Regions from separate parts of the Homo sapiens genome. Here region 2 is linked to region 1. Evidence: read pairs that join two places in POLR2A ChIA-PET (ENCODE). Cell type or tissue: GM12878. All regions are shown on one strand. Each heading gives the region's core, and the rest is flanking DNA. Links, peaks and the distances in the headings are about the cores only.

What was found. Peaks named below come from ENCODE experiments on the same cell type or tissue, not always from the same donor. Only the 100,000 strongest peaks of a DNase experiment are listed, where the experiment ranks them.
Region 2: POLR2A ChIA-PET joins it to region 1 with 6 read pairs; 2 of 35 experiments call an interaction of 5 or more read pairs at or near these places.

What each region holds. Positions count from the first base shown.
Region 1 is chr12:111,261,590-111,277,726 of GRCh38, forward strand. CUX2 (cut like homeobox 2) reads left to right here. Exons shown (of 22, transcript NM_015267.4): 4 at 2,172-2,250. Among named protein-coding and RNA genes, the nearest start is that of MIR6760, 34 kb to the right of the region's middle. In GM12878, for the core only: a CTCF peak has its summit at 7,366 (motif pointing right); no DNase peak of the experiment used is centred there.
Region 2 is chr12:111,085,652-111,101,788 of GRCh38, forward strand. The region is part of intron 1 of CUX2 (cut like homeobox 2); the gene reads left to right. Among named protein-coding and RNA genes, the nearest start is that of CUX2, 60 kb to the left of the region's middle. RefSeq lists enhancers at 13,225-13,324, 13,435-13,514, 14,450-15,069. In GM12878, for the core only: no CTCF peak of the experiment used is centred there; a DNase peak (open chromatin) is centred at 7,919.

The sequences.
Region 1 (16,137 bases), core at 5,830-9,829:
TCTAAGCAAGGACAAAAATCTACCCACAGGGCCAGGCGCAGTGGCTCATGCCTGTAATCCCAGCACTGTGGGAGGCCGAGGTGGGCAGATCACTTGAGGTGAGGAGTTCGAGACCAGCCTGGCCAACATGGCGAAACCTCATGTCTACTAAAAATACAAAAAAATTAGCCAGGTATGGTGGCGGGTGCCTGTAATCTCAGCTACTTGGTAGGCTGAGGCTGAGGAGAATTGCTGGAACCCAGAAGGCAGAGGTTACAGTGAGCCAAGATTGTGCCACTGCACTGCAGCCTGGGCAACAGAGAAAGACTCTGTCTCTAAATAAATAAATAAATAAAATTTAAATTTAAAAAAGACCTACCTACAGCTTGGTGATTTTCCCTTTGTCTAGCTTCTAGAACTTTTTTTCTGCCCTCCCCCAAGTGACTTCCCCTTCTCAGGGAGATAATTCCTGATGTTCTGTTACCAAACTGGGTCAGCCTCCCCCCAATTTACACACTCCCAAGGCCACCCTGTGCTTTTCTGCCAAGCGTTTAGCACTTGTAATTAATGAGTCATCTGGGGAAGCTGCCTTAATGCCAGTGTCCCCACCGGACTGTAAGTCCCATAAGGGTGGGACATGAGTCTGCCTTATTCATGGCTGGGTTCTCAGCCCACAGTGCTTGGTGCATAGCAGGTGCTCAGGAAACATTTGTTGAGGGAATGAGAGACTGTCATCCATGCTGGAAGGTGAGAGACCAGGGACTTTCTCAGACTAACAATGAGAGAAATTACAGAGATTTTGTAATGGATCTTTTTTTTTTTTTTTTTAAGATAGGGTCTCACTCTATTGCCCAGGCTGAAGTGCAGTGGTGCAATCATAGCTCATGGCAGCCTCGAAATCCTGGCCTCAAACAATCCTCTTACCTCAGCCTCCTGAGTAGCTGGGACAACAGGCACGAGCCACCCTGCCTGGCTAATTTTTTTATCTTTTGTAGAAACAGGGTCTCACTATGTTGCTCAGGCTGGTTTCGAACTCCTGAGCTCAAACAATCCTCCCGCCTCAGCCTCCCAAAGCACTGGGATTAAAGGCATGAGTCAGCACTCCCAGCCTAAAACTAACCTTTTTTAATCACTTTAATCACCAATACATTTCCACCTCTTTTAAAGAGGGTAATTCTGTTACCCTCCAACATTTGTTAAAGTTGTTTGATATCTTACGAGAGCTTTAACAATTTCTCTTTCATTTTTAGTGGCAAGAAATATTCTCTAGACGTGTCCCACTTTCCTCCTAAAACATGTATCATATTTGAACTTCCAGTCTACCCTTTACTAATAAGAAGAATAACAGGTGTCACCAACACACCGTGTGCCGGGCCCTGTGCTTAGCACTTAGGTGCGGCTCCATTTAATCCCAACAGGAGGTAGGTCCTGTTATTTACCCCGCATTTTACAGATGAAGAAACTGAGAATCAGAGAGGGGCAGTGCAAGGTCACACAGCCTGCACACAGTGGAGCTGGGCTTTCAACCCAGATTTTCTAACTCCAGAGCCCACACTTTTAACCTTCATTTCTCCTTCTTGCCCCTCCCCTATCCCATGTTTGCACAAGTAGAAAATGACTAAGGCCAGGTGCGGTGGTGGCCTGTAATCCCGGCACTTTGGGAGGCCGAGGCAGGGGAATCGCAGGAGGTCGAGACAAGCCTGGGCAACCTGTAGCAAGACCCCATCGCTTAAACAAACAAGAAAAAAAATACATGGCCAGCCATGGTGGCTCATGCCTGTAATCCCAGAACTTTGGGAGGCCAAGGTGGGCAGATAACCTGAGGTCAAGAGTTTGAGACCATCCTGGCCAACGTGGTCAAACCGTCTCTACCAAAAGTACAAAAAAATTAGCTGGGCATGGTGGCAGGCACCTGTAGTGGTAGCAGGCACCTGTAATCCCAGCTACTCAGGAGGCTGAGGCAGAAGAATTACTTGAACCCAGGAGGCGGAGGTTACAGTGAGCTGAGATCATTCTATGGCACTCCAGCCTGGGCGACAGAGCAAGACTCTCTCTCAAAAACAAAACAAAACAAAACAAAACAAAACAAAAAACCTGCAGATGTTTTCTTGTGGAAAAAAAAAATGATGAAATTTGCTTGCAGACACAGATGCCATGGTTACACGTGACTCTTTCTCTTGTTGTCTCCAAAGGTGGTGGCCCTTAGTAAGAGAAGTCAGGAGGCGGAGGCTGCTTTTCTGAGTGTTTACAAGCAATTAATTGAAGCACCAGGTAAGAAATGCTTGGGCTCCGTAATTGAATAGTTAACGACAATAAATAGCCATTAGGACTGTGACACAGGGACTTTGAGGTGGGATGTGGGGACATGCCTGGGCTCCTGGGTGAGGCCAGGCACTCTGTATAGGGCAGGGGGAGCTGTGGCCAGTCTGGTGTGACATGTCCCCCCAGGGCTCCCCCCATCTTCCTTCATCATGTTGTCACATCAGCCAGGAGCCTGCTTTAGGGGGACTCCTGATGAGATATCCCACCTGGACCTACTTGGGGAGCTGAAATCTTACCCACTAGAGCCCCCATCCCATTAGCACAGAAGACTGAGGGCACCCAGTGCTCTCTGCCTGCAGGTGGCAATAGAGGCAAGACCTCCAGTACCTCCCCCAGAATGGCACAGCCAACCCCAAAAATCTGCTGTTGAGTAAAAGCCAGCCCCAGAAGAGCACATCCTGTAGGATTCCACCTACAGAAAATCTAAAAACAGACAATTAATGTTACTCAGTGGTCAAAAGGGGGAAGCAATCCATATGGCCATCAATGGATGGATGCATAAACAAAATGTGGCCTAGACTTACAAGGGAGTATTACTCCCTTTCCATGAAAAGGCATGGAGGGCCGGGTACAGGGGATCACGCCTGTAATCTCAGCACTTTAGGAGGCCGAGGTGGGCCGATCACCTGAGGTCAGGAGTTCGAGACCAGTCTGGCCAACCCAGCGGTTTTAGTAGAAATCCCATCTCTACTAAAAATACAAAAATTAGCCAGGTGTGGTGGTGGGCACCTGTAATCGCAGCTGCTCGGGAGGCTGAGACAGGAGAATCGCTTGAACCCAGAAGGTGGAGATTGCAGTGAGCTGAGATCATGCCTGCACTCCAGCCTGGATGACAGAGCAAGACTGTCCTCTGTCTCAAATAAAAAAGGAATGGAGCTGTGATATGTGCTTCAGTGAAGATGAACCTCGAAAACACAGTGCTGAGTGAAGGAAGCCAGAAACCAAGGCCACATAGTGTAGGATTTCATTTACATGAAACATCCAGAACAGGCAAGCCGTAGATAAGAGTCGATTGTTGGTTGCCCGGGGCTGGGGAGGGAGATTGGAGAGTGACTGCTTAATCGGTATGAGTTTCTTTTTGGGGGATAAAAATATTCTGGAACTAAGTGAACAAGTGGTTGTAGAACATCAAGAATGTACTAAATGTCATTGAATTGTTCACGTTAAAATGATAAATTTTCTGTTGTATGAATTTCACCTTAATTGAAAAAAAAAGTCAACCTGTACTATTGGAAATCAAGATAGTGGTTTCAAACACTTGAAGGGGGCCAAGAGTTCCTGGGAGGGGCCTCTGGGTGCTGGGACTGTGGTTTCTCGGTCCTGGTTTGGGTTACAGTTTGAGAACATTTGGTTGTACACAAAGGATCTATACATATGCCAGACATCCATAAAAGCTTCCCCTATTTTATTTTATTTTATTTTTATTTTATTTTATTTTATTTTATTTTATTTTATTTTATTTTATTTTTGAGACAGGGTCTTGCTCTGTTGCCCAGGCTGGAGTGCAGTAGCGCGATCTCAGCTCACTGCAACCTCCGCCTCCCGGGTTCAAGCAATTCTCCTGCCTCAGCCTCCCGAGTAGCTGGGATTACAGGCATGCACCACCATTCCCGGCTAATTTTTTGTATTTTTAGTAGAGACAGGGTTGCCCTATGTTGGCCAGCCTGGTCTCAAACTCCTGGCCTCAAGTGATCCGCCCACCTCAGCCTCCCAAAGTGCTAGGATTACAGATGTGAGCCACCGCACCCGGCCAAAACTTTCCCTTGTTTTAAATGGCCCATCCCCTGCTACCTTCTCATTTACTGACCCAGAAACAGGAGCCCAAAGAGTTGAAATGATCTGCTTACCAATGGCAGAGCCCGGAGGAGGCCTTGCTGTGCTAACTCTCCCCACCCAGACCTCTCCCAGTCCTTTCCCCCATCCTTCCACACAGTGGCAGGAATCAGCACTACGGGAGGTGTTTGAGGCTGGGGGCCTGTGAAGAGGAAAATGACATCCCACCCTCAGCTGTCCGACTGCAAAACCCAAACCACAGAGAACACAGAGTCATTTAGATTAGATGTCAAGGTCATTTCTGGGATCTTTGTATTTGGGGTGGGAAAGTCCACTGTTCCTCTGTCTGGGGCAACTGTAGTGGGTTGGATAGTGTGGCCTCCAAAATTTATGTCTACGTAGAACTTCAAAATATGACCTTATTTGAAAATAAGTCTTTGCAGATGTAATTAGCTAAGGATCTCAAGATGAGATCATCCTGGCTTTAGGGTGAGCCCTAAATCCAATGACTGGTGTTGTAAGAAGTATGGGGCCAGGCACAGTGGCTCAAAGCCTGTAATCCCAGCACTTTGGGAGACAGAGGCAGGAGGATCACTTGAGGTCAGAAGTTCAAGACAACCCTGGTCAACATGGGGAAACCCCATGTCTACTAAAAATACAAAAATTAGCCAGGTGTGGTAGCCTGTATTCCCAGCTACTCAAGAGGCTGAGGCAGGAGAATCGCTTGAACCCAGGAGGCGGAGGTTGCAATGAGCCGAGATCACAACACTGCACTCCAGCCTGGGTGACAGAGCAAGACCCTGTCTCAACAAAAAAAAAAAAAAAAGAGACGAGGGTACAGAGATAGCCACTGAGGAAAGCTGTGTAAAAACAGAGGCACGGTGGAAATGATGTAGCTACAAGGCAAGGAGCACCAAAGATTGCCAGCAACCATGAGAAACTGGGAGAGACAAGAAGGATCCTTCCCTAGAGTCTTCAGAAGGAGTACAGCCCTGCCAGTGTCTTGATGTTGGACTTATGGTCCCCAGAACTACAAGACAATAAGTGTCTGTTGTTTTCAGCCCCCAGTTGGTGGTGCTTTTCTACTGCAGCGCTGGGACACTAATCCAGCAATGCTGACAAAGCTTGCCCTCCGACAGCGTGTGGCCTGGATGAAGAGGGAGGTCTTCTGGCCTGTTGCTACTCAAAGTGTGGTCTGTGGACCAGAAACATCAGCCTCACCTGCAAGCTGGTTAGAAATGCAGAGGCTCAGCCGCAGGTGGCGGCTCATGCCTGTAATGCCAGCACTTTGGGAGGCCCAGGTGGGAGGATCACTTGAAGCCAGGAGTTTGAGACCAGCCTAGGCAACATGGAGAAACCCTGTCTCTACAAAAAAAATACAAAAATTATCTGGGCATGGTCGTGGGCGCCTGTGGTCCTAGCTACTTGGGAAGCTGTGGTGGGAGAATTGCTTGAACCCAGGAGGTGGAGGTTGCAGTGAGCTAAGATTGTGCCACTGCATTCCAGCCTGGGTGACAGAGCAAGACCCTGTCAAAAAAAAAAAAAAAAAAAAAAGAAAGAAAGGGAGGGAGGGAGGAAGGAAGGACTACAGAGTCTCAGGCCCCATCCCCGGCCCACAGAATCAGCTTCTGCATTTTATCAAGCTCCCCTGTGATCTTGGAGCATGGGAAAGTTTGAGCGCACAGGCCTGATATAGAAGTTGCCTTTGTTCTGTGCTCTGCGTTTCACACGCCCCATGGGAGCAGGTCCAAGCAACTCGCTTCTCTGTGGCACAGAGAGGTTGAGCCCGATGCCCAAGGTCTCACAGGCAGGGAGAGATGTGACTCGGGTCTCATCATGTATAACAAATATTTCCAGACTCTGCTCCGTGTGACAAGCTGGCTGCACGTGGAAGGCTGAGTTAGTTTCCTACGGCTGTTGTAATAAATTACCATGGATGCCTTAAAACAACAGAGATTCATTCCGTCCCTGTTCTGAAGGCCACAGGCCCAAGATCAAGGTGTCAACAGGGCTATACTTTCTCTGAAGGCTCAGGGGAGGATCCTTCCTGGCTTCTTCCAGCTTCTGGTGGCTCCAGGTGTCCCTTGGCTTATGGCTATATCACTCCAATGTCTCCTCTGTATCTTTGTCTCAATCTCCCTCTCCTTTCTCTCTCTCTCTCCTTTTAAAAAATATATATGAGGTCTTGCTTAACAAAGCCCAGGCTGGAGTGCAGTAGTGTGATCATAGCTCACTGCAACCTCAGACTTCTGGGCTCAAACAATCTTCCTGCCTCAGCCTCCCAAGCCCAGCTAATTTTTTAAATTTATTTTTTGTAGTCCCAAAGTCTCACTATGTTACCCAGACTGGTCTCAAACTCCTGGCCTCAAGTGATCCTCCCACCTCTGCCTCCTGAATAGCTGGGATTACAGGTGTAAGCCACTGTACCCAACCTCCTTTCTCTTATAATGACACTTGTCATTAGATTTTGGGGCCACCTGGATAATCCAGGTTGATTTCATCTCAAGATCCTTAATTATATCGGCAAAGACACTTTGGTTTTTGTTTGTTTTTTGTTTTTTGTTTTTTGTTTTTTTTAAGAGACAGGGTCTTGCTCTGTTTCCCAGGTTGAAGTACAGTGGTGCAATCTTGGCTCACTGCAGCCTTGACCTCCTGAGCTCAAGTGATCCTCCCACCTCAGCCTCCCGAATGGCTGGGTCTGCAGGTGCAGCCACCATGCCCAGCTCAAAGACACTTTGAATAAAGTCACATTCACAGGTTCCAGGCGTTAGGACACAGAGGTATCCTTTTGGGGCGGACGTTCAGCCAGTACACATGTGCCTGCTGCCTGGTCCCATGCTCCACCCCATCCCGCGCTCACAGGAACAGTCCAGCCACGTGAGTTTTCCCAGTGATGAGAGTGGAAGGAATGGCAAGAGCTGATGGCACAGCTGCAGGCTGTGGTCCCTGCGAGGACATGGCGCTATGGCACGAGGCCGAGACAGCCCATGTGTCTGCAGCTGGGGTCATTATCACCCTCACTGCCGGCCATAACGTACTCATGGCCAAGAGGCCCAGTGGCACCATTCCTTGCCGCCTTTTTGCTTATAATGTCTCCGCTCTCATCAGTGATATCTAGAAAAAGACACCCTCTTATTTCCCACCCTTTTCGATCCTTTGGGTCCCACTGTGTCAGCGACAAATGACACTGGAGGATGACCCTGTACAGACCCCAGAGATGCCTCCCAGGGGTCCCCAGGCAGCGCTCTCCCACGGCACCCCGTAGTACCTCAGTTGTAACACGAGGGGGCAGCGCTGAGATATGCGTGTGCTTTCAGGCTCAAAGACCCAGATTCAAATCCTGTTTGTGTCACTTACTGCGTGACTGCAGAGGAATTAATTCACCTTCCTGAGCTGCAGTCTCCTCTTCCATAAATTGAGAATAATATTAGAACCTGCCTCGTGCTGTTATTTGGAGGCATCAAGGTTCACAGTATACAGCAGGTGCTTACTAAGTGTTAACTATTCTCCTTATCATATATGTGTCCAGCTTTCCTAGGAGATGTGAAATGCACCAGGCCTCGGACTAAATCATACTAAATTCGTATACCCAGAACCTGGTACACAGTAGGCACCTAATAATTGTTGAATATTAGAAATAAGACTCAGCAGCAAAAACGGGAGGAAAGGTTATTGGAGCAAAAAGATACTTCATCAGTGAGACCCCCCTTCCATGCACATCTTGTGTTGTTTACTCAGATAGCATTTATTGAGTGCCTACTGTGTGCCCGGCACTTGCTGGACACTGGGAACACAGCTGTGACCCTACAAACACAGACATGGGCCCAGCCCTCAGAAGCTTACCTTTGAGTGGCAGAAGTGACCAGATCATCGGTCACATAGCCTGTCATCACAGTCACAGGGGGACACCAGCATGTCTAGTGCTTGGGGGTACAGACAGGCAGGAAGACAAAGGGAAACAGAAGGGTCTTACGGCCCCCCACTTGGAAACGAGCCCTCATTTTGGGGGGTGTTCTTATGGGACCCTCATCTTTCTGGAGAGAAGACTGTTAAAACAGTCACAGGCCAGGGGCCACTCAAGGTCCCAAGATTGCTGTGGAACCTTCTGGAAGGTCCATATACCCTCTCTCCTCTTTCCCCAAAGCCCGGGAGCAGGAAGGTCATTCCAAGCCCAGTGCTGACTCCAGGAGTCTGATTTCCCAACTCTCCTCCCCAGAAATGCAGGGGCGGGAGAGCTGTCCCCAGCTGTCACCGACTTAGAGAACAAGGAGCCTTAACTGATGGAGACGTACCATACGAACAGCCCCTTTAGGGCCTCTAATTCATTTTCGAGACATTTAAGCATAACAAAATGTTTTAATGATTTCTTAGGGGAATTAGGAAGACATATTTTTGTTCTCATTAAATTTTATCCTCAGACACAAGAACCAAATGTCAAATGTGTGTTGGGCGCTTCCAGCTTCCCCGCTCACTGCCGGCCCCCCAGCTCCAACCCCCTCCATAAAAATAACACTCCTGGAAAATTCGCTGGGACGCGCACACTCCTGTTTTTATATTTCTTGACAGGCAAATTATTTGTCGAAATACTCCTCCCCGCCACCCGAAGCCACACAAGTCCTGATTCAACATTTTTGTTTTGAGTGACTGCTGCCAACACAGATCTTTGGCAGAGAATACGACAGAGCCTGATGGCTCAGCAAGTATTTTGATAAGTGTGCAGCCTGGATGTCTGTAATTACGAAAGAAAACCGTAAATCTTTTGGATATTGTTCACACAGATGTGGCGTGAAGTGAGAAAAAAAAAGCAGTAAAACGTGTTAAAAGCATAATTAATGTCATTGTTGTGGGTGATGATGTGATTTAAACCTCTCTGACTTCTGTATTGGTGATGGCTGATTCCTTTATCGCACTCGTAGAGTCACTAGGTACGGACCCAAGCTTCAGAAGGCTAACTTGTTAACTGAGTGATTAGTTAAAAGGAAAAAAAAAAAAAAAACAAGGAACGAGGAAATGAGAGGGCAGGCAGATGAACATTGCTGAGGAGATAAGAGACAGGTGAGTGCCCCAAAATGTTGTTTTCTACTGTGCTTTGGTTTTTACAAATCTGATGCAGATTTGCAATTCCTGGCAGACATTTCTCACCTTGCTCCTTCTCTTGGGGGGGAGGCTGATCAGGAAGGTGCTCAGTGCCCAGGCTATAGAGGTTGACACACCTGGGTGGAACTCTCAGTTTGGTGTTTTGTGCTGTGTGACCTTGGCCAGGGGCTTTAACCTCTCTGAGCTCTGGTTTCTGTGTCTTTAGAAGAGGGATAGTAATAGAACCTACTCAGGGGTGGACGTGAGGATTCGCTACGCTGTACATGAAAGCATTCCGCAGGGCTGAGTAATCAGCAGCCCATTGACATCAGGGTATAACAGTTATAGGAGTGACAAGCGTCTGCTATTGATTCTACGAGGTTCGGTCTGTTGTCAGGGACATTGGATAAGCAGTGGTGCAGGCAACAGGGTTCCTGAGCCTATAGAATAGGAAAATGCTCTACAACGTTTAAAATTTTTAAATTTGTCTCCTCGATTATAAAAGTAGCATATGCATGCTGTCAACTTCAGAAAATAGAGAGAAACAGAAAGAGGGAAAACGACCAGCTAGAAAAGCATTTTGTTGTTTTTCTTTTCCGTGATTTTTCCCTGTGTACTTTTTCAAAACAGTTGCTGATTCTACATGTACCGTTTTGAATTGTTTCCTTTATCTGACATGAAGCACTCATATTTCCCTGTGTGATTACAGATCCCAAGTAACTTTGATTCATTGTACAAGCCTAACAATCCCTTGTATAGCTGTATTGTAATTTACCTAACCCCTCTCCAACTCTGGACAGTTAAGGTGCTTGGGAACACATCCCCTATTGGTACTGTGCTGTACCAAGAAGAAAATTTGGGAAGGAAAAGTACATTGTAGCCTTGTATTGACCACAAACCCCAGGATCAGTGACCAGAATAAGAATGTTTTTCTCCTTGCTGATTTTATATTGCAGTCCTTTACTTACTAGTTCACTAAATATCTTTTCATATGTTATAAAGCATTCATATTTATACTTTTAGAAATCTCTGGTTTATGTCTCCTTAGCCCAGAGAGTGGATTTTTTCTACCAGAGAGTAGATTATTTTCTTATTGATTTGTAGACACTCTTTGTATATGGGGGATATTAACCTTTGTCCAGGTATACATGTTTCATATATTCTCCCCTGGTTTGCCTTTTGTTTCTCAACTTAGTGTGTAATGTCTCTTGTCTATTGTATGTAGCAGGTATTCAAAAAAATATTTGCAGAAAGCAAGAAATCTTAGCAAATCTTTGCTTTGTAGCTTCTGAATATCCGGTCCTGTTTTTAAAAATCTTTCTCGCCTCAAGGGTATAAGGAGTTTTTTTAGTACTTTTGTGATCTTAATTTTTAAACATTTACATTTGAACCAGCTGAAATATAATAGATATTGATAGAAGTAGCAGGGGAGGTGAAGCATTTAGCTTTGTTTTTGTCCCAAATAACTCGTTTCAGTGCCATCTAGTGGATAAGCCACCTGCACAGCTACAGGAAATAGAGATTTTCTACGATTAGAAAGTGTTGTCTGTGCTAACCTTCCCTCCTTCCCTCCTCCTCTCCCTCCTCCATGCCCACGCTTCTGCTCAGTTAGTCCCATAATGGTCAGTGGAACACTGAAGGTTAGCATAAAACAGTATTTCACCCGTTAAAAAAGGAAAAACTTAACAATGTCAATTTTCCTGAAGATGACAGTTAACTTTATTATTATTATTATTATTTTCTGAGATGTAGTCTCACTCTGTCACACAGGCTGGAGTGCAGTGGTGCAATCTCAGCTCACTGCAACCTCCGCCTCTAGGGTTCAAGCAATTCTCATGCCTCAGCCTCCCGAGTAGCTGGGATTACAGGCACATGCCACTACACCCAGCTAATTTTGTATTTTTAGTAGAGACAAGGTTTCACCATGTTGGTCAGGCTGGTATCGAACTCCCGACTTCAGGTGATCCACCTGCCTCGGCCTCCCAAAGTGTTGGGATTACAGATGTGAGCCACCACACCCAGGTGACAGCTAACTTTAGAAGGCAGTGTCGCACCATTTCCTGCCACACCTCTGCCCATGCCGTTTCCTCAGCCAGGAGCACCCTTTCCCCATGACCCCCTGGCTAAACTTTGCTCCTCCCAGCAGCTCAGGGTTGGAGAGCGGACTGAATGAAAGCATCCAGCCGGGTGCTGCTGCCTGGGAGGTGTTCAGTAAAGGCCAGTCCCTTTCAGAAGGGAGGACAGGCATTCGAGCCGTGGCGTCTCATTAGCTTATGCTCTGAGTGCTTGCTATGTGCCTAGCCCTGTGGGAACTCAAGCTCAAGTCCAGGCCTGCCCTTGGAGACTCTCGGGTTCAGCAAGGACAACATGACCCAAAGACAGACAACCAGAATACACAACAGAAAGCAGGCTTCAAGGAAGGATGGCTGGCAGAGGCCTCAGAGAGGGAGGCCTTTGGACCTGGTTTTAAAGGTTGAAGTGCCACCATGTGGAGGTCATTTCTGGGGTACTTTCTGTGTGTCAGGCAGTGTGTTCGGCCCTTACAGATACAAATTCACTGATTCCACACACACCCATACCCTGGGAGGTAGGTTCCATCATCCTTCCTCACTGGGAAGCTGAAGAAGTACAGGCTCAGATAATTCAAGCCACTTGCCCAAGGTCACACAGCAGAGAAGTGACGGAGCCTGAATCTAGACCCGCCCCGACCCAGCTCCTACCCACTACCCCAGTTGCAAGAGGAATTTAAAAATCCAAGGAGCTTGGACAAAACCACTGGAGATTTGAGCTCTAAAAAGAGTGAAAAACAGTTAAAGGGTCTTTGCTGCCAGTAGATTGAAAAGTTCCAGGCTGGAAGGATGAAGCCTTTGCTGAAATGCAGATGTGTGCTCGAGGAAGAACAAGTGGAACTTTCATTCTGGGGAGACAGTCACACAGCTCCCAACCTGGCAAGTGGAGGAAGAAAGGAGCAAGACTCCAGGTTGAAGAACCTCCCTGCAGAGCCAGGCCAATCCTGTGCTGCCATTTTGCTTCCCACATCACACTTGACTTCTCCGAGCCTCAGTTTCCCCAATGTAAAATGTGGATAATGACCTCCCCTCATTATAAGGGCCATTGGATGGGTTCAGTGAGCAACAGAGAACACTAAACATGGTGCCCAGCAGTCATTGCCCCATGCAATTCATTCAGTAAATATTGAGTGCCTACTGTTTGCCAGGCACTCTGTCAGCAACAGGGGCACAATGTTGAGCAAAACAGACACCACCCCTGCCCTCCTGGAACTTTCTGTACAGCTCAGTATATAAGAACTTGATTTTTTGTTGTTGTTTTTGGGGGTTTTTTTGTTGGGTGTTTTTTGTTTTTTATATTTTTAGTAGAGACGGGATTTCACCATAGGCCAGGCTGGCCTTGAACTGCTGACCTCAGATGATCTACCCACCTCGGCCTCCCAAAGTGCTGAGATTACAGGCATGAGCTACCGCGCCTGGTGAAGAACTTTATTTTTATTGTAAGGCATGTGGGTTTGAGTCCTGGCTGTGCTATTCCCTGGCTGGGTGGCCTTGAGTAACTGGCTCAGCCAACCTCTCTGAGCAGCTGTTTCCTCCTTTGGAAAGCAGACTTACCTCCCAGTGCCACTGGGAGGGCTGAGTAAGGTGAGGACTGTAAAGTCCTTAGCTGGGTGTCTGGCACATAGTAAATGCTCAGTAAACAGTGGCTGCTGCTGTTGGTGCTGGTGGTGGTGGTATTATTATTACCATCAGCACCCAGTGCCAAGAAAGAAGACCCTCATTCCCAGCCCTCTGTCCCTGTCCAAGCCAGGAGGAACCCCCCGCCAGCCCCACTGCCAACTGCCCCAAGAAAGGAGTGGGTAGACACATGGCTCACAGCTGCATATAAAGGCTTGGCACCCCATCTGCTATTGAAAAGTTTAGATTAAAGGATCAAAGTTAGTCTCGCTGCCACCATCAATAGCCTGAGCCTCCCACCCCCGCAGGCGCCCGGAGCCTGGGCCCAGATGGGAGAAGGCTTCTGTCTCGAAGATATTTTGGAGGGGTGCACGCATACTTCTGCATAAATGTGTTTCTAAACAGCCTCTCGGACAGCCTTTCCGGCTCTGTGTTTCCTAAAAAAGCTCCAAATGCCACTTTCCTTCAGATGGACATAGTGGGAGGATAGAGACAGCTCTAGATTCCCCAACCCCCTCCATGATTCAAAAAAAAAAAACAAAAAAACAAAAAAAAACCACCAATAGCATCAGCTAGTGGTGAAAGATGGAATAGGCGAAGTTGTACCCACCTCCCTGACAGTGCCTTTAGAAAGCCTGGTGTGGTCTTCAGATATTATCAGTCCTTTGACTGTGTTCTCTATGGGTTTGGATCCCATGTAACCAAATGAATTAGCCATTTTACTAAGTAGTTTGTGCCCCAGAGCAGGTTGATGTGTGTCGGACAAAGGCGGGTACACTTCCCCACGGTGTCCCCCATCCCTGCACGCCCATCAGGACCTGCCATCTCTGATGGCTCATAGTGGATCCAAGTCTGCCACTCATCAGCTCATCAGAAGGGTCTGTTGTATTTAAACACTTTAGATTTGGGGTCTGTACATCCAGGTTGGATCTGAGGCTGTTTGATCATCGTGGCCACTGCCCTGGTCTGTCTATTGACCATCTGTGTATTGTGGGAGTGAGTAGGGAAATGAAGTCCCGCTCACACCCCTGCGTGGGGCTGGCAGCTCTGGGCAGCCGCATGTGTCGGCTGGAAGGCTTCCGGGAGAAGTGCTGAGCCCAACAGAAACCTGCATCGCTGGCTCCAGGCAAGGAGCTGCACGGATGCCCTGTCACTTCTCCTGACACTAGGATACCAGGCTTGCCAGATGCTGGAGTGGGGGCATGATTTTAGAGGTCGGGGGCTTGGCAGCACCTAGTATTTCCCCAAGTGCGGAGTCCACATGATACTGGAGACAGCCTGGGTGTACCCGGACCCAAGACTGAAACTTTGAACACATTGCAGGATGTGCGGGTGCCACCTTTCTGCTCCCCTCTGAGTAAAGCCTCAGCCAGGTACTGGAGCATCTTCAACACCTCCACGCCACCAGCTCTCCCCTTTGAACCTCAGGAGAGGCGGCCCAGGCTCAAGGTCTTGGGCAGGCCACAGGGTCTAACGAAAATTCAGATTCAGTAACATCCATTTTCTGTTTTGTTTTGTTTTTCTCCTTGCCTTTATTTTTATGGTTGAAGCACCTTCTACTTATGATACAAGATCCCGATTTTCTATTTATGAAAGTGAGATAAAACATTACTTTAAAATATATATATTTTTAAAAAGTGAGTCAGCCCGGGCACACTAGCTCATGCCTGTAATCAAAGCACTTTGGAAGGCTGAGGCGGGAGGATTGCTTGAGTCCAGGAGTTTGAGACCAGCCTGGGCAACACAGCAAGACTCTGTCTCTACAAAAAATTTTAAAAATAGCTGGGCATGGTGACGCGTGCCTGTAGTCCTAGCTACTTGGGGAGGCTGAGGTGGGAGGATCACATGAGCCCAAGGGGTCGAGGCTGCAGTGAGCTGCCAGGATTGCACCACTGTACTCCAGCCTGGATGACAGTGTGAAAATGCTGTCTCAAAATAAAAATAAATAAAAAGTGAGTCACATAGGGCAGATGTCAAGTTAATCATCTTTCGGAGGCATATGGACACAGCAGAAGTTATAAAGGGAATACACCAGAGTCTGGCATTTGGGTCGCATTGGCTTGGTGGAAAGGCCTGGGTTCAAATCCACCTCTGACTTTTTCTTGCCTAGTGACCTTGAGCAAGTGGGTTCCCTCGGCTAGGCCTCAGTGTTCTCATCTGGAAAAGGGGGGTGATAGTGATAGCTCACGTAGTTGTTTCCTTTTTGTTTGTTTGTTTGTTTGTTTTGTTTTGTTTTGTTTTGTTTTGAGACGGAGCCTCACTCTGTTGCCCAGGCTGGAGTGCAGTGGCACCATCTCGGCTCACTGCAACCTCCTGGGTTCAGGCGATTCTTCTGCCTCAGCCTCCCGAGTAGCTGGGACTACAGGCGCGAGCCACCATGCCCGGCTAATTTTTGTATTTTTAGTAGAGACGGGGTGTCACCATATTGGCTAGGCTAGTCTCGAACTCCTAGACCTCGTGATCTGCCCGCCTTGGCCTCCCAAAGTGCTGGGATTACAGGCGTGAGCCACCGCACCCGGCCAGTTGTTTCCATATTTTAAGTGAGATATAGAGATATGCAAAGTGCTGGCACTTGTTGGAGGTGCGGTCAAGAAATTCCAGTTCCTCTGAGCTCTTGGCTCAGGATATCAGGTGGGGGTCTCATCTGCCCCCTGCCCTACCCAACCTTGTGGATGTGGGGGCCCCATCTGCCCCAGGATGAATGGTTGCTGGAGTTTGAGGGATGAAGCCCAGAAACTCACATATGGAGGGCCGCAGCCCACTCTGAACCCAGCTGCCACCCTCGGCCATAGCACCCCGCCCTCCCAGCCTGCGCAGGGAGGGGAAAGGAGATTGGCACTGGGCGTCCCCTGGGCCAGCCCCACATCCCCATCTGTGAAATGGGTTGGTCGTTATGAAGATGGAGCAAAGTTGTATTTCTGGGACGGTAACCCCAGGGGAGGTTAGTAGGACGGTCAGCTGCCATTTCCTTATCTGATGCAAGCCGTTTCTCCTGGTATTTCCTGTGTCTAGTATACTCCCCCGCGACCCCCCTGCTAGCTGCCTCATTAGGGCTCCGCGGAGACACCACTCCCCTCACCAGGCTGCCCATTTAGCGCCACCCAGCCCACCCTCTCCCCCAGCCCTGCTTCATTTTGCTTCTGAGCCCATCTCACTCCAGTTGCCTCACCCATCCTTTGTCCATCATTCCCTCTAGAGTGTCAGCCCCAGGAGGGCAGGAATTTTCTATCATTTCCTGCTGGACCTCCACGGCCCAGAGCTTTCCCTGACACACAGCAGGCACTCGGGAAATATTTGGCAA
Region 2 (16,137 bases), core at 5,500-9,499, 180 kb before region 1:
TCTCCCCTAGAGAAGTGTTCCGGGACCATTTTTGCCACAGCACATCTTTCGCCTTTATTCTTATATCAGCACTACTTGGTTCCCTTCCCAGCATTTGTTTCCAGTTGTAATTGGGTATTGGGTTGTTTCTTTGAGTTTGGAATCTGTCTCCCTCATTGGACTGTAAGTTCAGAAAGATCTCGTCCCCTGCCATCTCCCCACCTTCCAGCAAGGGCTTACACAGGGCAGATGCTTGAAGCATTATTGTCACATCAGTGAATGCTGGTGGAGAGACTTTTCTGCACTTATTATTGGTTTGGGAAATGCCCTGAATGGTGTGAGATCAGGGATCAGGAGCAGATGTAGCTGATGGAGAAGCTAGAGGCTCCTACCTTGTGCCAGGCCTGATCCAGGAGCATAATTCCTAGGTCCCTTCTAGTTAACTTTGAAGCAACACAGTGGCAGATTGAGGCCACTCTGATGATGGTCATAGTAATTACCCCCACCAGCTACCAACCTGTCAGTGAGAAAGAGCATTCTCTCTGCTCCTGCTAAAGACATTGGCCACTTCAGTGGTTAAATATTTCTATTATATCATGGTAGTATCACAGAGCAATGGATGTGAGTTCAGAACTTAAGATGAAGATTGTGTCACTGATGGAGAAAGTACTTAGTTCACAGGCAACTGGAACTGTGTAGCCTGGGGTGCATCAAAGAAGGAAACATTTTCATCAAAAGAATCAGGTTTGGCTGACCTGATTATTTCTTTTTCTAATGATGAGAGCTTAGAACATAATGATTGAGGTGATCAGCATTTAGGCCTTTCATAGTTAATGAGGAACTGTCCAATTTATCTTAGAAACAATTGCTATCCAGGGCCTTTAGTGAAGTGTGCAGTGCCTGGGAGAGAAAGACACTTAACATCACAGAGCTGGGTGCAGACAGGGAGAGGAAGAAGGCTCCTCTTTTAGGACATCAAATTGACTCTGTCTCCGAGGGTTTAAATCCTGGCTCTGCCCTTCCCAGCCATATGCCCTTTGGCCACTTGTTTAGCATCTTGGAACCTCAGTTTCCTCTTCTTTAAAATGGGGCTGATGGAGCAGTTATCTCAGGGAATGGTTTTTGGTTTATGAGGATTAAAAGTGATGAGGCACAGCTGGGTGCAGTGGTGCATTCCTGTAGTCCCAGCTACTTGGGAGGCTGAGGCAAGAGGATCACTCGAGCCTAGGAGTTTGAGGCTACCCTGTGCAACATAGCGAGACCCCATCACTAAAAAAAGTGATGATATGTGTAAAAATCTGAGAATGGTGCCAAACATGGCACTCAAGAAATGTTACCCATTGCTATTCGAGCTGTCAAGTGACATACTTTTTATAGCCTATGAAATAGGAATGGACATAGTAAGTTATTCTACCGTAACAAGGGACTTACTAAAGAAAATGCTGTGGGCCGGGCACAGTGGCTCACACCTGCAAGCCCAGCACTCTGGGAGGCCGAGGCAGGCGGATTGAGGTCAGGAGTTCATGACCAGCCTGGCCAACATGGTGAAACCCTGTCTCTACCAAAAATAAACACACACACACAAAAATTAGCTGGGCGTGGTGGCGGGCACCTGTAATCCCAGCTACTCGGAAGGCTGAGGCAGGAGAATTGCTTGAACCTGGGAGGCGGAGGTTGCAGTGAGCCAAGATCGTGCCAGTGCACTCCAGTCTGGGCACAGAGTGGGACTCCATCTCAAAAAAAAAAAAAAAAAAAAAAAAAAAAGAAAGAAAAGAAAGAAAATGCTATGAAGAAGAAGTCACCAGAGTTTTCTAGCCTGCCAGCTGGTGGCTTCATCTTGATGCAATGCATGTTTTACTAGCAGGTAATACTATTCCTTGAGAAAACACACGCAAGTGCTTTGCACTTAACCTGGCTCACTGGAGCAGCTACTAATTTGATCATTAATCAGAGAATGCTTTTCATTTCTGTGTGTGGCTGTAGAGTCGACTTAGCCATAAGTTGTTTGTTCAGTCATTTTGTTTTGTATCATCCAAGAGGACAGAGGCTTTGTCTGCCTTTGTGTGCTGTCTCCTCAGTGCCTAGAACAGCCCCTGCACATAGTAGATGTGTGATGGATATCTGTTGAATGAATGAAATTATATGCCTGTATGGGTTTAAAAATGAAGGACTATATCCTAGGGAACTGAAAACTGAAGTTTACCCCAAAACCTGCACACAAATGTTCTCAGAAGCTTTATTCATGAGTAGCCAAAAAGTGGGAACACCCCAGATGTCCTTCACCAGGCCAGTGGTTCAACTGTGGCACCCCCACACCGAGGAGCACTACTCAGTAATGAAAAGGAACGAACTATTGATAAGCTAATGATGTGGATACAGCTTGAAGGAATCGTGCTGAGGGAAAAAAGACTATTTCAAAAGGGATTACTTACTGAAGGATTCCACTTACTTAGCATTCCCGAAAAGACAAGGTTGGGGAACAGGGAATGGAGTGGGAATGGGGTCAGGGAGGAAAATATGTGTGCTTATCAAAGGGCAGCACGAAGGCCTGGGGGTGATGAAATGCTCTGTACCTTGACTGTGTCAATGTCAGTATCCTGGTCCTGCTGTCAGTGTTGTAAAATGTGACCCTTGGGGGAAATTGGGTGAAGGGGGCAAGAGATCTCCCTGTGTTCTTTTCCAAACTTCTGACCTCAAGAAATCCTCCCTTCTCAGCCTCCCGAAGCACTAGGATTGCAGGCATGGGAGCTACCACGCCCAGCCTCTCTGTATTCTTTCTGCATGTGAATCAGCAATTATCTCAAAATAAAAAGTTCAATTAAAAAAAAAAGTAAAGGACTGAAACCACTGCATTAATTATTCAAAATGCAGCGGGCTGAATCCCTACGATGTGACGCATTAACTGGAGTCTTCATAGCAGCGGACTGAATCCCTACGATGTGACGCTTTAACTCTAGTCTTCATAGGAGCCCTGTGGAGTAGATGGAGATGATGTCACCATTTTTCAGAGAAGGAAAAGGCTCAGAGAGCTTAAGGGACTTGTCTGAAGACAGACAGCTGGCAAATGGTAGAGACAGGACGCAGACCTGGGAGTGTCAGGCCCTGAGCCCTTAGTTCTTTCCTCTAGACGTGCAACTCTGAGCGCCTCAGGTTTGGACAATGAGCTGAGCTATGAAGCTCACCTGTCGTGCATGGACATGAGATGTCCGACCGGGCAGCTGGGTGCCATGGTACCCCCGTCTGACGAGGCTGACAGCTCTGCAGTGGGGAGAGGCGGTGGAGAGTCATCTTGGGTTTCCCACCTGCCTGCTCCTGAGTGAGCTGCTGACCCCTCAGGAGTTACGACCCCCTCCCCACTCCACTAGGTTTGCCTTATCCAGGGGCGGTGGTGTGCAGTGTTGGGTGGTATTATGACATTTTACAGGTGAGGAGACTGAGGCACGGGGCGAAGGGACCTGCAGGATATTCCAAGTGGAGATGCAGTTCTCCCTAGCTCCAGCATCCTGTGGTAATGATCACGGTCAGTTTGCTTTGTCCTGTGCAGTTCCTGTTCTCAGAGCATCTTCTGCCCTGTGACAGTGATCAAGGGCACAGGCCCTGGAGGCCAAGTCCAGCAGCGCTGGGATTGAGTCTTGGCTCTGTAGATCACCAAACTGTGGCCTTAAGCAACTGATTTCTCTTCAAGCCTCAGTTTCCCCATCTGAGAAATGGGGGGAGTAATGGGGATTAAATAGAAAATATGTTTGATAACACACTGTAGGGGACAAAAAATGCTAGCAGCATCTGAAGCCTGTAATTTGGAACCCTGGTCTGTCTGCTCTGAGGCCCAGGGCTCTGAGCTGAGAGGAGCAAAGCCTCCACCTGAATTATCCACCCTGATGTTACCCCTCCAGGCCCTACAGTGCTCTCCTGGACCCAAGTTCTGCTAGGCTGTTGGTTTTCTGAGCAGGGCAGTATGTGTTGCAACAGCGGCCATCCAGAGGGCCTGGAAAGCCCTCTGCAGGAGGCAGCATCGAAGCTGAGAGCTGAAAGATGGCTGGGCATTCCTAGGTTAATGGGAGGAAGTAGAGGGAAAGGCATTCCAGAGAGAGGGAACAGCAAGTACAAAGGCTCAGAGGTCAGAGAGTGCAGGTGCTTTTGGGGAACTGTAACCAGAGCATTCATGCTTGAGCATTAAGCAGGCAAAAAGCAGAACCTAGTCACTGTGGCCCTAGGTCTCCTCTTCAGTTAAAACATCACAAAGCAGGCTGGTGGCCTTTCAGGGGGCTCATGGGCAGATAAGGAGTTTGGACTACATTTTGAGGGTGATGGGAGCCATGGAGGTTTTGGGGCAGAGGAGTGATGCAGGTGGGCTTAATGTGAGGAAGGTGCCTCTGGCCATCATGTGCAGTGGAGGGGAGCAGAGGTGAGCTCCAAGTGGAGGCAGGGAGGCCAGGGAGGAGGCAGCTGCAGCATCTTGATGAGTGATCTGATCCCCGGTCCTGGAGCAGAGTTGTGGGAATGGGCTTGGATAGGAGTGACCAGCTAGGGACATTTGTCAGTGCTGAATTGACAGAGCTCTCCGTGGGGCCAGATGAGGGAGCATCTCAGGTGAGCGAGGTTTCTGTCTTGGGTTCTGGGCTGGCCCGAAAGGGGCAATCCCTTTACCTCTTTTTTGTTTTGAAATGGAGTCTCTCGCTCTGGAGTGCAGTGGCATGATCTCGGTTCACTGCAACCTCCGCCTCCTGGGTTCAAGCGATTCTCCTGCCTCAGCCTCCTGAGTAGCTGGGATTACAGGCAGGCGCCACCACACCTGGCTAATTTTTTGTATTTTTAGTAGAGATGGGGTTTCACCATGTTGGCCAGGCTGATCTCAACCTCCTGGCCTCAAGTGATCCACCTGCCTCAGCCTCCCAAAATGTTGAGATTACAGGTGTGAGCCACTGCGCCCGGCCTGCGATCCCTTTACTACACTATTCTTTGGTCTCTGTAAAACAGAGGTGATTTCCACCTCCCCATCTCTCGGCATCCTTTTTCTGGGTGAGGGTCAAATGATATCCTCCCTGAGCCCACACCTTGCAGTGAACTGCAAAAAATCCCAAACCTCACCAAGAGGCCCCTCATGTTAGAGATACAAGCTCCATCATTTTGTCCGGTGGTTTTTCAAATGTGCCACCAACCCATCAGCTGAACAGAGATGCTACTTCTCACTCTCTCTGTTTTTTTTTTAATTGTAAAAACCAGTTTGAGGTCTCCTTCTCATCTCAGGAGAGGCACTGAGAAACAATGCCATCACCAAACAGCAGGTTCTAAGCAAGCACAAGCCAGCATTGATGGAGCACCTACTGTGTGCCGAGGCTCCCTGTGTGCTTCTCCTTGATCTTCTGGGTTAAGGCCACGGGGGAGTGAAATCTGACAGAGTGAGTCTGTGCCCGGCTGCGCCGTGTCCTCACTACATGGGACCTTGAGCCAGGAATTCAGTCACTCTCAGCCTCAGTTTGCACATCCGTGTGCACATCCATGTAAGGGGTCACTCACTGGACTCACCCAAAAGGTGGCTGAAGGAGTCAGTGTTCCCACTCCAGCCAGGGCCAGGTGAGCGGGCACCATGGACTGGATAAAAGACAGTCTTGGACTTGGCCCCAGGAGGTTGGCCTCATTGTTCCTGTTTGCGGAGGGAAGTCAGATCCGCAGCCCCAAAGCTGCCAGGGTGTATTTCCCGACTCAGCCGTGCCCTTTTCACAAAGGCCCGGAGGAGACACAGCTGGGGTTGCTGCTGGCGGAGGTCAAGTGCAACCGGGCAGCGTTCACTCCTCCCTGTACAGACCCCTAAGAACAGAGATCAGGCCATCGAGGGGTGCAGGATTGGGCCACCTCATCCCAGTTGCCCAACTGATGGGGCCCACTTCAGTTTTTCACCCCACCCAGCCTGGAACCTTCCCAAAGCCCAGATAATTGTCACCTGGGGTTCTGTGCACTTTTTATAGAAGAACGCTGTGTTCCTTTCTGAGGACACTTGTAACAAATTACCACCAACTAAAGGGGACTTAAAATAGTAGAAGTTTGTCCTCTCGTGGTTCTGGAGGCCAGAAGTCCAAGATCAAGGTGTCTGCAGGGCTGTGCTCCCTCTCCAGACTCCAGGGGAGGGTCCTTCCTCACCTCCCCCAGCTTCTGGTGGCTGCCGGCCCTGCCTGGTATTCCCTGGCTTGTGGCCGCATCACTAGGATCTTGCCTCCATCACCACATGACTGTCTTATCTTTGCACCTGTCTCTTCTTATAAGGACAAGGGTCGCTAGATTTAGGGCCCACCCTAATCCGATATGCTCTCATCTTAACATAACTGATTAAATCCACCCGCCTTGGCCTCCCAAAGTGCTGGGACTGCAGGCATGAGCCACTGCACCCAGCCAAGCTCTAACAGATTTAAGTTTCTTTCTGACCTTATCTTATTTCCAAATAAGGTCACATTCTGAGGTTCAAGATGATGTGAATTTTAGGGTACCACAATTCAACCCAATACCAGCATCTTTAGAAAACGTTGAGAGCAAGGGTGTCCTTTTCACCCTGACCTTTGTTAGGAGTTTTGTGGTGAAGAAGAGAGAGGGTGTGCGAATGTCTCCCCCATCCGCAGGCAGGAAGAAGGGCTCCAGCTGTTAGTCCCAGATGTGTCTCTGAATGAAACACTGAGACTTGAAGTCTTGGCTGCAAACAGGGGGCTGTGTGGTCAGGCAGGAGGAGCAGAGTCTTCTGAGCAGGCTGAGCTGAGGTCTAGGCTATTGGCCTTTCCTCACAGCTTGCCTTTCCCAGACCCTCAATTTTCATCTCTGTAAATTGGGCATAATAATAGTACCTTCCCAATGCGGCTGTTGGGAAGACATCACTGTGGGTTTTAATGCTAGACACTGACTAGTCCAAGGTCTCATTTGGACAAAGAATCTGGGACTGGGAGAGGAGCCGTAAGCAAAAGTGACAGGCCTGGAATCAGGGCTGGATCTGCTGCCTCCAAGAACAGTGTTCCTTTCTCACATCCAGCCCTGGTCCTGCCAGCGATTGGCTAGGAGGGTCTAAGACCTTTAATAATAAAGCTGGCAAATAGGAATGGCAGAGGCTAATCTTTGCAGTGACCCTCTGAGGAAGGGACAGCTGTAGTAATCCATATTTATTTTCCTGATAAGGAAACCAAAGCTCTGGCAGATTTTTTTTTTTTTTTTTTTTTTTTTTTAAGAAAAGTTCTCACTATGTTGCCCAGGCTGGAGTGCAGTGGCCCGATCATGGCTTACTACAGCCTCTGCCTCCCAGGCTCAAATGATCCTCCCCACCTCATCCTCCCGAGTAGCTGGAACCACAGGTACATGCCAACAAGCTCAGCTAATTTTTGTATTTTTTGTAGAGACAAGTTTTTGCCATATTGCCCAGGCTGGTCTCGAATTCCTGGGCTCAAGAGATCCACCTGCCTTGGCCTCCCAAAGTGCTGGGACTGCAAGCATGAGCCACTGCACCAGGCCAGGCCCAACAGATTTAAGTTTCCTGCCCAAGGCCATGCAGTTGGAACGTAGTGGAGCTGAGATGCAAATGCAGGTACATCCACCTCTATGTCTCACTTCCTCTGGCTCCCCTGTACCTCAGTTTCCCTATCTGGAAAATGACACCTGTTTCAGGTTCCCAGCTTAGATGACCCCGACTCCAGTAGAACTGTGCTGTTACATAAACTCTGGCTCGCCCAGGAGGGTGTCCTAGCTTTTGCATCTCCTGCCCCTCACACCACGGCGACTTGAGATTTTTACACAGACGAGAACTGTGTGTGGGGCGGTGAGCAAGTAAGTGCGTGTTTGCAACAAATATTTTATAATAGACAAGCCTCGTCTGCCACTTCTAAAAGTAGTGAAAAAAAAAAACCCACTTTGAGAAAGTAAAAATAACCCAACGCCTGAGTCACTGAAGTCACTGAACTCAGCTGGAACCGGCAGCTCCAAGCTGAACTGACTGCTTCAGCTCACCCAGGGCAGCAGGGCTGGGGCCAGAAATTTGACGGGGGGGCGATGAACACCTGAGCTTTTAGGGGGAAGTCCCAGTGGTTAGTTTGTGGGTGAAGCGCCTGTCGCTCTTCCTTTTATTTTAAGCTGCAGGATGAAATGGCTCCCTGAAACCCTCTATCTTCTTTTTCTTTTAAAAGTGACTTGACAATTGATAATTTTGCCCTGGCGATGGACACCTTAGAGCTTTTATTTCTTGGAGGCCAAACATTGATGTTGTGTGAAATGGGAGCTTGGCGGAGCCTTTGTGCGGATCTCAAGCTTCCTGAAAAATTTATTTACTGTGACTGTGATCCGCAGGAGCCAATTGATGTTTATCTATAGTCGTTCGCGCCAGCAAGGAGGGGAAAAATGCATAACTGCACTTTCTTCAGAAGCCTTGCGAGGCTGTTTAAATAAGTATCTAATAGTGAACTTTCAATAGCAGACAGGCAATTTGACGGACAGGGGACAGTGTATTATTAACCATAAGCAGGCTTAATCTTTCCCCCACATTTTAGAGGAAGCTTTATAACCTTCTGGCAGAGGAATTCCTGAAAACGAGGTATTTGAAGCTAAGCAAAAATTATCCTGGCCATTCCCGTGGCAGAATCGATCACTCCAAGAGCCGCATGAAGGAGGGGAACAGGCTGCGGCTGGGCCCGGTGTGAGCAGCCCTGGCCACCTCATTGTGGCGGAAGGGCCCGAGAAGTGGACGGGGACCGGGAGCGGGCAGAGGGAGGCAAGGGTCATGCTGGAAGCCTGGTTTTCCTGCCAGGTAAGTAACTTCTGCTGTTAACTGAGCTTGGGGACTGGGGTCAGAGACCTGTGTCTTCCCCCTGTGCCCCGGTTGCAACAGCACCTAGCTTTTGGCAGCATCCACCTTTTTTCTTTGAGACAGGGTCTTGCTCGGTTGCCCAGGCTAAGAGCAGTGGTGCAGTCCCAGCTCACTGCAGACTCAACCCCTTAGGCTCAAGGCATCCTCCCACCTCAACCTCCCCAGTATCTGGGACTACAGGCGTGTGCCACCATGTCTGGCTAATTTTTCTGGGCTGGGGGGAGATGGAGGTCTCACTGTTTGCCCAGGCTGGTCTCCTACTTCTGGGTTCAAGTGATCTTTCCATCTCAGCCTCCCAAACTGCTGAGATGACAGGCATGAGCCACTGCAGCTGGTGCATCCACCTTTTAAGCAATAGAAGTGATTTATGTGATACTGTTCAATGCATGTCTGTCTTGCTCATTGTGCCGGAAGTTTTGTGCAGCCTGGAGGCTGTCTTATTTAACCAGGGAGGCTCTCTTGATCTCTGGACGAAGGTAGACTGGCTTAGTTACAGAATTGTCCCCTGGCCCCCTACCTGGCTGTCATCACCTTGGGAGTAATGCAGCCTTCAGTGTCTGTCTCCTCCTATTTAGAGGGTCAGCCGCAAGCACCCAGGGACTTCACCTCAGTCTGCCCAGCACCAGATACCCCATAGCATCTCTTATGCTGTTTATTGAATGACTAGCCATGTGTTTTCCTGGGGTGGGAACAGCTGTGGTTAAGAGCATGAGGGTGGCCAGGCGCAGTGGCTCATGCCTGTAATCCTAGAACTTTGGGAGACAGAGGCAGGTAGATAATTTGAGCTCAGGGGTTCAAGGCCAGCCTGGGCAACATGGTAAAACCCCATCTCTACAAAAAATACAAAAATTAGCCAGGTGAGGTGGCGCACGTCTGTAGTCCCAGCTATTCTGGAGGCTGAGGTGGGAGGATTGCCTGAGCCCAGGAGGTTGAGGCTGCAGTGAGCTGTGATTGTACCACTGCACTCCAGTGTGGGCAAGAGAGTGAGACCCTATCTCAAAGAAAAAAAAATGGATGAAGGTTAGATACTCTTGGTATCAAATTCCTGTCTGTTACCCACTGTGTGTTCTTAGGCAAGTGGTCTGCCTTCTCTGAGTCTTTATTTCCTGGTCTAATGAGGTAAGGAGGGAAATGACTTCACCATTTTAAGTCTCAGTTTCCTCATTTGTAAAGTAAGCATAGCAGTGCTCCCCTCCTTGAGGGCTGCAGTGAGAGGTAGATGAGAGGGTGCAGGTGAAGGACTCAGTGTGTGAGTTATAGCTGTTCTTATTAAAATTGTATTGATCAATATTACCGTTACTACCATCACTACTTTTTCTCTCCATGAAATAAGCGAAACTCACAGCCTCCATTTTGTCTGCTTCAGACATTGTCAACCCTTTCAATGTCTCAAAGCCAGAATGAAGGAGCATGCTGGGTGCCATGTAGGGTCCGGAAATGCTGGGCCTGGAGTGAGTCCCTGCACATGGTGGTTGCTCTCATGCATCTGCTCCGTGCAGGAGCAGTGAGCTGGCCCTGGAGCTGAGTCCCCTTGTGCAAGTCCGAGCCTCCTCGAGCAAGGGCTCAGAGGCTGACAGGGTCAGCAGTGATGCTGGGACAAGAGAGAGTGCCAGGGGCTCAACAAGTGGCTCGTGGATGAGTGATGGTTCCAGGATTAAGTGTGCCACCGAGCCCCCCATCAGCAGGGAGAACCAAGAGCTGCCTGGTGCTCAGAGCAGTTATCACCAGAGTCTGGTCCGCATTCTTGCCAACAGCCTAGAGAGTACAAAATGGAGCCCTCCGGTGGGGGTGAGGGGAAATCAGACCTTGGAGGTCTCAAGTTCCCTACCTGCCTGGGCTGAGGTTCTTTGTCTGCCCCGGGCTGTTCTATCCCCTACCCCTCACATCCTTTCTTGCTCTCCCAGAAGCCAGTTGGGTTTACCCAAATTATCATCCCCATGGCCACCACAGAGCAGAGTGGGAGGCGGGGCCCTTTGCTGGGTGCTCCCCGTATGGAATCTTAGGAGCTTTTATCACTTACACCCATTTTCCAGAAGAGGAAACTGAGGCTCACAGAGGCAAAGTCACTTGCCCGAGGCCCCATAGCCATCCCGTGGTCCTGTCCCTCTTCTCTGATGCTTCACATCCCCGCTTCCCAGCTCAGTGGCACCTCCAGCCTCCTCTTTCCCTCCAGAAAGCAAGGCCAGCTCAGCCACGGGGTGGGTTTGTGAGTTGAGCTGGAATTGTTCAGGAGATCTGGCTTGAAGAAGTTAGTAGGCTGTAATCCCAACACTTTGGGAGGCCGAGGCAGGTGGATCACTTGAGGTCAGGAGTTAGAGACCAACCTGGCCAGCATGATGAAACTCCATCTCTACTAAAAATACAAAAATTAGCCAGGCATGGTGGTGGGCACCTGTAATCCCGGCTACTTGGGAGGCTGAGGCAGAGAATTGCTTGAACCCAGGAGGTGGAGGTTGCAGTGAGCCAAGATCACACCACTGCACTCCAGCCTGGGCAACAAAGCAGGGCTCCATCAAGAAAAAAAAAAGAAAAAGAAGAAGTTGGGAGGCAGCTAAGATCTTGGCTTCAGAAGGTGAGTCCCTGTTGTCAAGATAAAAAGGATTAAATCCTAAAAGCAGAGCCTTGCCAACACATCGGACAGAGCCCAGCACCCCCGAAAGTTCTGCACTGGGCATCCTTCCTGTTCCCTTCTCATGCCTCTGATGGGAGCTCTGGTCCAGATACACCCAGGAAGGTGACATGAGACCCTCAAATGTGTGTGTGTCACCTGAGACCACCAGGTGTGGCCTTGGAGTGAAAACCCATGTTGTTCTGGGCTCAGGTACTCAGATGCCTGTCTTGGGGTGACAAACCCCATCTCCCACTGCTTCCTGTTCAATTTTGGGAAGTGTTTTGGGAAATGACACACTGCTCACCTGCTTGTCCCCAAGCCCTCCATCTCCAGAGAGCAGGATGGGAAGTTGGGGAGGAAGCAGAGGAGCCAGGGTCTTTCTTTTTGGCTTTATTTATTAGCAACAAATACGAGAGCTTAGAGCAAGGCACCAGCAGCAGAGGGAGCCTAAAATGATATTAATCACAGCAGCAATAACTAATACATATTCATGTGCCTACCCGGGGCCAGATCTGGGGAGCTCCTAGATAACTAAAATGGGCTTCTGCTCTCAGGGGGGTCACTGGCGTGAGCAGACCACCCGTGACTGCACAAGACAGCGTTTTCTCACAGCAGCAGGTCCTGCTCGGCAAGCGAGGCGCTCAGAGTCAGGAGCCAGGGAGGATCCGCAAAGAGACTGCAGCGAGCAGGCAGGGGATCGGGGTGGCTGTTTTGTACCTGGGGCACAGCATTGGGCACCAGGAATGGCGTGGGCATTGGCACAGAGAACCCAGGCTCCAGGGCGTGTGAGTCGTTTTGCTGGGTTAGAGGTGAGCTTGGAGTGGTTGGTGGGTGTCAGATCAGACAAGGCCCCAAGGCCACCACATGGAGTTTGGACTTTTCCCCGAGGCTCAGAGTAAGGATTTGGGGAGTTTAGTTCTAAGAGCTACAGGAAGCCATTGAAGGGCGTAAGCTTGGGACAGTAGTGACAGGATCCACTTACCTTTTGCAAAGAAGTCTCAGGCCACCATGGAGAGGAGGGTCGTAGGGGTAAGAACAGAGTCGGGAGCTGGGCGCTGTGGCTTTACGCCTGTAATACCACCACTTGGGAGGCCGAGGCAAGTGGATCACTTGAGGTCAGGAGTTCAAGACTAGGCTGGACAACATGGCAAAACCCTGTCTCTACTAAAACTATAAAAATTAACCGGGTGTGGTGGTGCCTGCCTGTAATCCCAGCTACTTGGGAGGCTGAGGCAGGAGAATCACTTGAACCTGGGAGGTAGAGGTTACAGTGAGCCAAAATCATGCCACTGCACTCCAGCCTGAGCGACAGAGCGAGACTTCGTCTCAAAAAAAAAAAAAAAAAGAACTGAGTGGGAGAGACAGGGAGGAGCTGCTGCAGTCATCGGCCTTGGCACCGGGGATTCCCGGGTACAGGCCAACGAGGGACCTTTCAAAGTAGATACGCATCTCTGGAGGGAGGCCACTGAGGCTGCTGTGAGCTGCCTTGCCAGCATTTCTCCTTTCCATCCCACATCTTGACGCTCGGGGACTGCGGAGCCCCAGTTGACAATATGGTGACATGTTAACGGGGGAATGGCCGGAGGGGACCTATACCCCCAGCCCCAGAGCAGCTCAGACAAGAGCAGGAAGCCAACGTCACCTCCCTCTCTCTAGCAAGGACTCATGTTGGTCTCCTGATTCCCTTTCTCTTCGTGAGTTCAGAGGAGGAGGACAGTGAGCCACGCTGGAGGGACTTGGCCTCGGCTGGCACAAGCTGGGTATTCATTTATTCATGCACTTAGCAGCCGCCCATGGGGCTCATGCCTGGTGCAGGGGAAAGGGGGAGCACCGCAGACTGCCTCCTCCCCTCAGGGAGCCCCCAGACAGGAACGGCCAGAAGTGCAGCATGTAGAACCAGCCTGAGAAGAGCTGTCCCTGAGTAGGAGCCGGGAGGCCTCTGGAGTAAGGATAGGTGCTCAATATAGCCTGGAAGGCCAAGGAAGTCTCCCAGAGGAGGCCACCTACATCATCTGCTCAGTGAAGGCAGGAACTGGGTTGCCCATTCAATACAGGATCCCAAATGCTCAGCAGTGTGGAAGGAAGTGACTTGGAAGCTCAGACCTGAAGGGCGACCAGGTCCTGCCCCAGCAGAGGCAGGAACGTGTGTTCAAGGTGGAGGAAACGGCCTGGCCAAAGGCTCGGAGGTGGGCTTTGTGCAAATCACTGTTCAGAGTGCCTGGGACCTCCGGGTGAGCAGGGTGTGGCAAGAGCTGAGGCTGGAGGCCAGAGGCAGTGCTGCATTTTGGGGTCTAGGCCTCTGAGCTCATAAAAATAGCTCGGTGCTTTCTTAAACCGTTATGTGGTTTCTCTTCTTCCTTCATTTCTTGCCAAGCCCGGAAAGCCAGGTTGGGTCACTGCTGGGAGGTATGAGGTGAGACTCGGGTTTGCAGGCAGGGCAAGTTGTGGGGAGGTGGGGGTGGCCCCCTATTTGTTGGGGGCAGACCTGCCATTTGAAAGCCACCATCCTCATGTGTAGCCCTCACATGGGAGAACAGGATTGGACCTGCAGGGATCCTGGCTGGGGTGAGATGGAGTCTCAGGGGAAGGTGGGGGATGTCTCTGCCAGCTTTGGGGCTCCCAGTCTCTCTGATCACCTATTGGGTTTATTGGGCGCCGAAACTGGGGCCTGCACGGATGGTGTAAAATCAGACCCAGGCAGCCTGGGTCAGTGCCCATCATTCAGAGTGACCCTCTGTCCCCTCCATGCCCAGCGGGGCCGATGGGCAGCTAGGAGGCGAGGGACCGTCTGGCTCAATCGAGAGCCAAAGAGGTAATGCTAATGTCTTTTAAAATTAGAATGAAAATGTTTATTGCAGAGCAGAACCTGCGTCAGCTCAGAGTCCTGTGGGAAGGGAACGGCTTTATCGCAGCCTTTCGCTTTTATTTTTGCACATTCGCTTTTTATTTGCCGGTGGTGCTGCTGACGGGCCCTCGGAGCGGGGCTGTGTCTGGACACTTCTGGGAGCCTTGGACGGCTCTGGAGAGGAGGCAGGAGCTGCCCAGGGTGAGTGCAAGGACCCGCCGAGGGTTGAGAGGACTTGGGGGATGTGAGAGCAGGAGCCTGTGACTGTGTGTGTGTGTGTGTGTGTATGTGTGTGTGTGCTTGTGTCTGTGTGTGTCCTTGTGCCTGTGTGTGTCCTTGTGCCCCTTTGTGTGTCCAGCTCGATGTATGCGTGGCCTGTGTGGCTCTCCGTGTGTCTTTCTCTGCGTGTGTGGTGGCCGCGAGAGCCGTCCATGCATGAGATTGAGTGTGGATCTCTGCCTATCTCTGTGTGTGCACTCATGAGTTGTGTGTGTGTCTGTGTGTCTTTGGAGGTGGCCATGGGTGTGGCTGGGTGTGGGTCTTGGCCCTCTGTGTCTTTCTGTTTGTGCGGATGTGTGTGTGTATCTTAAGGAGACACATGGGTGCGTGACTGGTGGGTCTGTGTGGGTGCAGACACCCATGTGTGCAAGTCAGAGGGGTATGCATGCGTGTGTGTAAGCATGAGTGTACACCCACAAGTGTGTGAATTGTATACATTTGAACATGTGAGCTTGCATGGAGGAGGGTGTCACGTGGCAGAGTGAGTTGTGTGCATGTATTTTGCATGTGTGTGCTACATATGAGAGCGTGTGGACTGAGCACACGTTGCACAGGAGGGTGTGAGCAGTGCTCATGTGCTGGAGCACCTGTGTGAGTATGTATGTGAGCACATGTTGCATGTGTTGCATATGAGCACATGTGTGGGGCACTTCCATCTTGCATGGGGGAGCCCCCAGTAGAGCCCTCCCTGGGCAGCTCAGCTTGCCACCAAGGAGGTCACTGTAGACTCCCAGCCTCTTGCCTCAGCCCCAGCTCCAGTCAGAGCCTGGAAAACCCTCCCCTGTCCCTCTGAGGGCTGTGGCCATTTTTAACCCACCCTATTCCAACCAAGATGGTTTTGTCAAGATTTGCCTTCTGTAGCTTGGGCGATAAAAACAATGGGTGTTTTGGTTTTGGAAGGGGTGTTGCTTTCTAAATACCAAAGCATTTTGTGACACGAATGCGCTTTTTCAAGGTGCACTCACCCCTCGTGATGAGGACCCCTGGGTGACAATGGGTCAGTGCGGCCCGGGGGAGGCTGGTGCCCCAGGATTGGTTCCTGGGATGCACCTTCCAGGAAGGCTGCCCTGAGCTGTGTGGTAAGGGACTCTGGCCACAGCCCTGGAGACTGTCAGGGTCCCCCAGATGGCCACACCACAGCAGCCCTGCATCCTGCCACCTGCAGGGTGTGACCCCCTACAGCCGCTTCTCCAGGCTAGAAAATCCATGCCTTGCAGGGAACCTGGTGGCTGCCGGGCTTCTCCACAGAGCCATGGAGCCAGAGGAACCTCCTTTTGATCTCTGTCCCTGTCCGGCTCACTGTCCCTTCACTGGGATTTGTCATGTTGTGGTATCACCCTCTGCAGATCTGGGTGGGTGAGTGGGTAGGGGGAGTCACATCTTACAAAACAGAAACCAGGTACTCTGCAGAATAGAAGATGGTCGCGCCAGTGCCAGATGCATATCTGGAGCCTGGCTTCAAACACTGTGTGGCCTTGGGCATGTTGCTGAGCTTCTCTGAGCCTTAGTCTTCCCACCTGTAAAATGAGAGTCATAACAGAGCCAGGCTCAGGGCTGTCTCTTACTTGTTACCTTGGGGTCTTTCTGGAACAA